Linked DNA regions of Homo sapiens: region 1 is linked to region 2. The links are chromatin loops, found by intact Hi-C in ENCODE. Cell type or tissue: HepG2. All regions are shown on one strand. Each heading gives the region's core, and the rest is flanking DNA. Links, peaks and the distances in the headings are about the cores only.

Region 1 (2,716 bases), core at 1-2,500, 330 kb before region 2:
CAGCCGCATTACAGTTTATTGTCACATCAAAAGGGAAAGGCCAAAAAAATATATAACTTAGGCAAGATTTTTGAAACTTTATTGAAACTCGAAAGACAAACTGCTGTCTCTTCCTCCAGTGATGTTCTTCCTCCTTCAATCTCTACCTTCCCCAAAATGATGTACATACAGCCCTTAGATGAGAAAACGTTTATTGAAGATGGTTGTCTCAACTTCCAAACCTTCAGCCTTGTCTCTCCGCTCAACCTTTTTTTAAAAATAAAACTTCATCTGATTTTAATCGACTATTGCCATCATCGTCGATAAATGTTTCTTGACAGAATACTGCTGATTCTGAGAATTGGGAAAGAAAGAAATTGTCCAGATAGTTCTCTGATATACTTGGGAAGGACATACATCTTTATTTATTTATTTATTCATTATTTATTCAATAATGGTGTAATGTGACATGTGCTAAATTTCTAAATGAAAGGTGTCAATAATAAGGGCTACAGGATCTGGGAGCAGGGAGTCATTTCGGACGGCAGAAGATGCGTCAGGAGGAAATATTCAGACTGAAAGGACTGCAATAAGTAAAAAGTGGGACGATGAAAGGGCAGATGTCTGAATGGAATGCTGCCAGGCTTCTTCCAGGAACAACAAATGAGTGCCTTTTACATTTGTCATGTGTTGACTGAATAAAAGTATACCACTCTTAAACTTTCAAATATCAACACCAATCCTTGATGCTTCCCTTTAAGCATTTTCCGCAAAAGCTGTCTTCCTGAATCCTGATTGATGTCTTTGTTCTTCATCATCATCGAGATACTTAAAAATCATTTGAAGAAGCCACCTGATATCTGGAACAAAGAGCATATTAAATTAGTCCCAATGCAGCCATGCATCCAGGGGGCCCTTGATTAATGTTAATTGGTGATGACAGCATCTCTGTCGTGTAAATTAAGAATGGCACAAACAAGACACAGTGGAACATAGAACAAAAGTCATCTGCAGGAAGGCAGCCCATCTTACAGAGTAAGAAAGGCACAACTTTGGTTGTGCACACAGCTTTGTTACCACAAAATGCTAAGGTGAGATCAGCAAAAGCAAGTGTGTAGAATGTAGCCTGCCTGCTAAACAAGCGCAATGATCACTGCAGAAGAGCTCTGCTGAGCAGGGAGTAAATGACAGGAAAACCAAACAGCAGATTGTAAAAATAACTCAGTCACATCCCAGGCTTGCTAGAGAAGTATCATAAAGACTTAAGGAAGAAGATTTTACTTTGCTATTGTTAAACAAAAGCCTACCCAAGTTTAAGAGGCAAAGATATAGGAATGGGAAAAAAAAAAGTGACTACCTTAGTAAATGAGTTTTGTAGCCTGTGTTTTACCAGCTCTTATCTTCTCTGCTACTGCAGGAAACAGTACCCAGTACCCTACAAAGCTCCACCCATGTTTTGGGGAGTCCCTAGGAGGTATTTCACATGTGCTCGCAGCAACCACATAGCGTATGCCGGGCAGCACTGCCCCTTGTTCCAATAGCCATGCATCTGTAGGTGTCACTCTTGCTGCTGGCTATCACAGCCACTTTAGCTTGGTACTGAGTCTTCACTGGGCACAGCAACTGGGTACAGCCACTCCTCAAACTGCCTGGCATTGGTGGTAATCTATGGCAAAGCACCTCTCCTTTTTGCGTTACCCTCTTTGAAGTGAGTAACACTATGTCTTAGAGAGCCTTCTTTTCATTTGTGTTTTAGCCTTTCTCATCGCCAAAGGGCTCAAAATGAAGTCCGTGGAGTCTAAGCCAAAAAGTAATTCCTCAAGTGACAGATCTCATGCTATGCTTCTCTCTTCCACTAGCTAAGGCCCTCTTACTGGGACAGTGGTATCACACCTGGCTCACTCTTCCCTTTGTTGATTTCTCTATTTCTCATAGGAATAGATTTCTGTCTATTGCTCGTGAGAGACTGAATTTGCACAACCTATATGAAGGGCATTTTGGCAATTTGATCCAGGAGTTCCTCTTCTATAAATTTATCTTACAGATAGACTCACACATATGTGAAAAAAAATATTCATTTAAAGTTGTTTAATGTACTGTTTCTAGTTACAAAAGGTTGAAAACTACCTAAATGTCCATTTAGAGAGAACTAGTCAAATACATTACGGTTCATCCAAATTCAAAGAGTAGCGCAGGTTGTTCTGCTCCTTTGGGCCTTCTGATCCTGCATGGATATGTTAGGTCCAGCTAGGAAAACAGACCCTACACAAGGCATTTCAACAAAGAGAACTTAATATAAGCTATTGGTTCATTAGCTATTGAAGAACTTAAAGCCAAAAGGATAAAGAAGAGGAACTCCAGGAAGCAGCTCATACTGTAAGGCTGAGAGAACAAAAGGAAAATGTTGAGGTTACTAGAATGCGGAGGTTTGTAGGAGAGGCCTCCTGGAGTTGGTCAGACCGCTGAGAAAGGGCCACTGCCCCACTGGTGGGGTGCCTCTGAGGGGACAAAATGAGACTCTCTGGGAACGTCTGGAAAAGAGACAAGCTGGAGACTGCAATGAACTGCCACTGTGGGGTAGAAGATCACTGTTCAGGTGCTGCGGGGAGGAACAGCAAACAAAACAGAGCATCCCAGTCTTTCCCTAGCTTCCTTTCTTGGCAAACATAACAGGGAGCTGGCCATGTGATTTGCACAGTCTGAAGGGTGAGACTGGAACTGACATGCAACAGCTTAT
Region 2 (3,034 bases), core at 302-2,801:
ATATGTTTCCTTAACTATTGGGAGGAAAATGGATGAGTCTGTGTTGGGATACCTGTTGAAACAAGACTACTAAACAGATTAATCAACTAATTCCATAGGCTTGACATTAGTTTATCTTTGAAAAGTAAAAGTAAAGTGCTTATTGCTAAATAGGTCTGTATTCTAAATGCTGCCATTTTTTAAAAAAAGTATTCCATGTTACACACATTTTAAACTTGCTTCTTAAAACATCCCTGTTGGTGGCCTGTAGGTTACTGACCTTAGGAATTACAGGCTTTATCCAAAATTAGGCATATCTACCTGATTTTTGTATCTGAGAATCAATAAATGCATTCAGTATTCTCTACCGTGTTTCAGGCGCTGTTTACAATATCGGAGGTACAGCAGGGATTTTCTGCCCACGTGGGGAAAACACACAGCAAATGAACAAAGCTCTATTGGTAACAGTCTGTTAAACTTTCTAAGAGCTTTCCAACTTTCTAAGAGAAAATTGTAATGATTTTAGAAAAGTGAGCTGTCATTTTTCATATATATAAATTTTTTTATTCATAGGTAATCTAATTTTTCTCATTTCTCCAAAAGGGTACGAAGACAGTTTTTACTATGTTGTTTTACTATGAACCTAGTTTAACCTGACTTTCCTTACAGACCCACATAAATGAGACAATCCAAATTTAGTATTTGGGTCAAAATGCAGGGTTTTTTCCTGAAAACAAAACAGCACACACATATATTACAGGATTTTTATGTAATAATATATTCACTTCAGTCAGGTTTCAGTTTTTAAATAGGCAGAGATCAAAAGCCTCTAATGTTTTTGTCATCCGCCATTATTACCCATTCAAATTTCTATTTATGTCTGGTAGTTATGTCCCCTGTGAGCACTAATTTCAGAACAGGAAATTCTATTAACTGTCAAACTCTTTAATGTGCAGTGCAGTAGGTTTGGAGCAGAGGGGAGTAGGAAGGAGTAAATGATATAATCCAGTCTGGCCTGGCATGGTGGCTCACACTTGTAATCCCAATGCTTTGGGAGGCCGAGATGGGTGGATCACTGGAAGCCAGGAGTTTGAGACAAGCCTGGCCAACATGGTGAAACCCCGTCTCTACTAAAAATAACAAAAATTAGACGGGCACGGTGGTGTGTGCCTGTAATCCCAGCTACTCAGGAGGCTGAGGCAGGAGAATCACTTGAACCTGGGAGGCCGAGGTTGCAGTGAGCTGAGATCACACCACTGCACTTCAGCATGGGCAACAGAGTGAGACTGCAAAAAAAAGAAAAAGAAAAAAAAATCCAGTCTCTGCTGGCAAGGTGTTTAACAAGTCAATGATGGGAAAGACCAGTCAAATAAACTATCAGATCTAATAACTTTTCTAACCATAGGTGATTCTTCTTCCATTATCCATACTAAAGCAAGTGACTCATAATAAAAATTGTTATTTTGTAAAATATATGGACTGTTTGCTTTATATTCCCAACTATTACATCTGGTTGACTATTAACAGGTCAATGTCAGATTTCCTGAGCAAATCAACCAATAATGAAAAACTATGTGGCTGGCAGAAAAAAATAAGTGCGTGTGGTGGTGCTTGCCTGTAATCCCAGCTGCTTGGGAGGCTGAGGTAGGAGGAACTCTTGAGCTCCGGTGGTTTGAGGCCAGCATGGATAACATAGGGAGACCCTGTCACTTGACAAAAGTATCTTTCCCTACTGGAAATGGAATAGAATCGGATGGGTATGGTACAGCAGGTAGTTATGGGGAGACCTCTACTGTTCTAAATGAGACTAATAGTAAATGTTACATAACTAAAGCAACAGATTTGCCAGCTGTGTGAAAGATAACCCAGAGAGGGGTAATGGTAGAGCCAGAATTAACACAGCCAGCTTGTCAGCTACCTTTGAACATGTATTTTCTGTGCAGTCAGATTTGAAGGGTTGGACCTTGGAGTTACTGACATTGGAGGCAACTGAAACCATGAGTGTGAATGAAATTATTTTCGTAAGAATTACTTGGGGTTAAAAATAGTAATAAAAAGGAAAGCCTGGCCTAAACAGTCTTGGGATGGGGAGAAGGGTTGGAGTACAAAGGATTGCTATTACAAAGACATGGGCAGAGAACAAGGCAAATAGCTGAGCAGCAATTGAGAATACAGCATCTTTTATGGCAAAGAGCAAAATACTATTGTTCCTCTTCTAGTATGCTATAGACCAGCAGTAATTTTGTGCTCTAAAATGCTTATTTTTATCTCTCTGTATATACTTGGTGGTGAATTTGCTACAAATGTAAGGAGATGATGGGATAGTTTTTGGAAATACCATCCTCTAATTAGTACCAGGTCTATGTATATCTGCAGCAACTATAAAGTCTGTTTCAGAGTCAGTATTGGCAAACTTATATTTAAATTCAGCTGTAACAAGACATCTTTTTTTTTTTTTTTGAGAGAGTCTGGCTCTGTCACCCAGGCTGGTGTGCAGTGGCGCGATCTCGGCTCACTGCAACCTCCGCCTCCCAGGTTCAAGCAGTTCTCTGCCTCAGCCTCCCGAGCAGCTGGGATTACAGGCATCTGCCACCAAGCCCTGCTAATTTTTCTATTTTTAGTAGAGACGGGGTTTCGCCATCTTGGCCAGGCTGGTCTTGAACTCCTGACCTCGTGATCCATCTGCTTCAGCCTCCCAAAGTGCTGGGATTACTGGCATGAGCCACTGCGCCCGGCAAGTTGTCTTTCAAATATATGCCTTTGCAGTATTTCTCTACTTCCCCAGTAATGTAAACTTTATTTTCTCTCAATTTTCGTAAGTGGTATTTTGGTGCTTTACCCAAAATATTAGGGAGAAAATTCTTCTTTTTAATTGGATTCTCGTATGTTGATCTATTTCTATTGTTTTCTAAAAAAAAGTTAGTGTCCTAGTTTAAAAGTATATATTAGTTTCCTAGGGCTGCTGTAACAAATTATCACAAATTTGGTGGCTTAAAGCAACAGAAATGTACTCTTTCACAGTTCTGAAGGTCGAAGTCCAAAATCAAAGTGTTAG

Evidence for each region. Hi-C counts contacts between places; a loop is a spot of excess contacts. Peaks named below come from ENCODE experiments on the same cell type or tissue, not always from the same donor. Only the 100,000 strongest peaks of a DNase experiment are listed, where the experiment ranks them.
Region 1: it touches region 2 in a loop (3-fold over the local background); 2 of 110 quality-filtered maps call a loop at or near these places.

Annotation. Positions count from the first base shown.
Region 1 is chr12:68,332,826-68,335,541 of GRCh38, forward strand. It overlaps LOC105369819 (a long non-coding RNA gene), which reads left to right. Exons shown (of 3, transcript XR_945057.3): 1 at 1-2,716. Among named protein-coding and RNA genes, the nearest start is that of MDM1, 1.8 kb to the left of the region's middle. In HepG2, for the core only: a CTCF peak has its summit at 1,531; no DNase peak of the experiment used is centred there; H3K4me3 peaks cover 267 bases.
Region 2 is chr12:68,663,435-68,666,468 of GRCh38, forward strand. RAP1B (RAP1B, member of RAS oncogene family) reads left to right here. Exons shown (of 8, transcript NM_001010942.3): 8 at 1-3,034. Among named protein-coding and RNA genes, the nearest start is that of NUP107, 22 kb to the right of the region's middle. In HepG2, for the core only: a CTCF peak has its summit at 1,751; no DNase peak of the experiment used is centred there.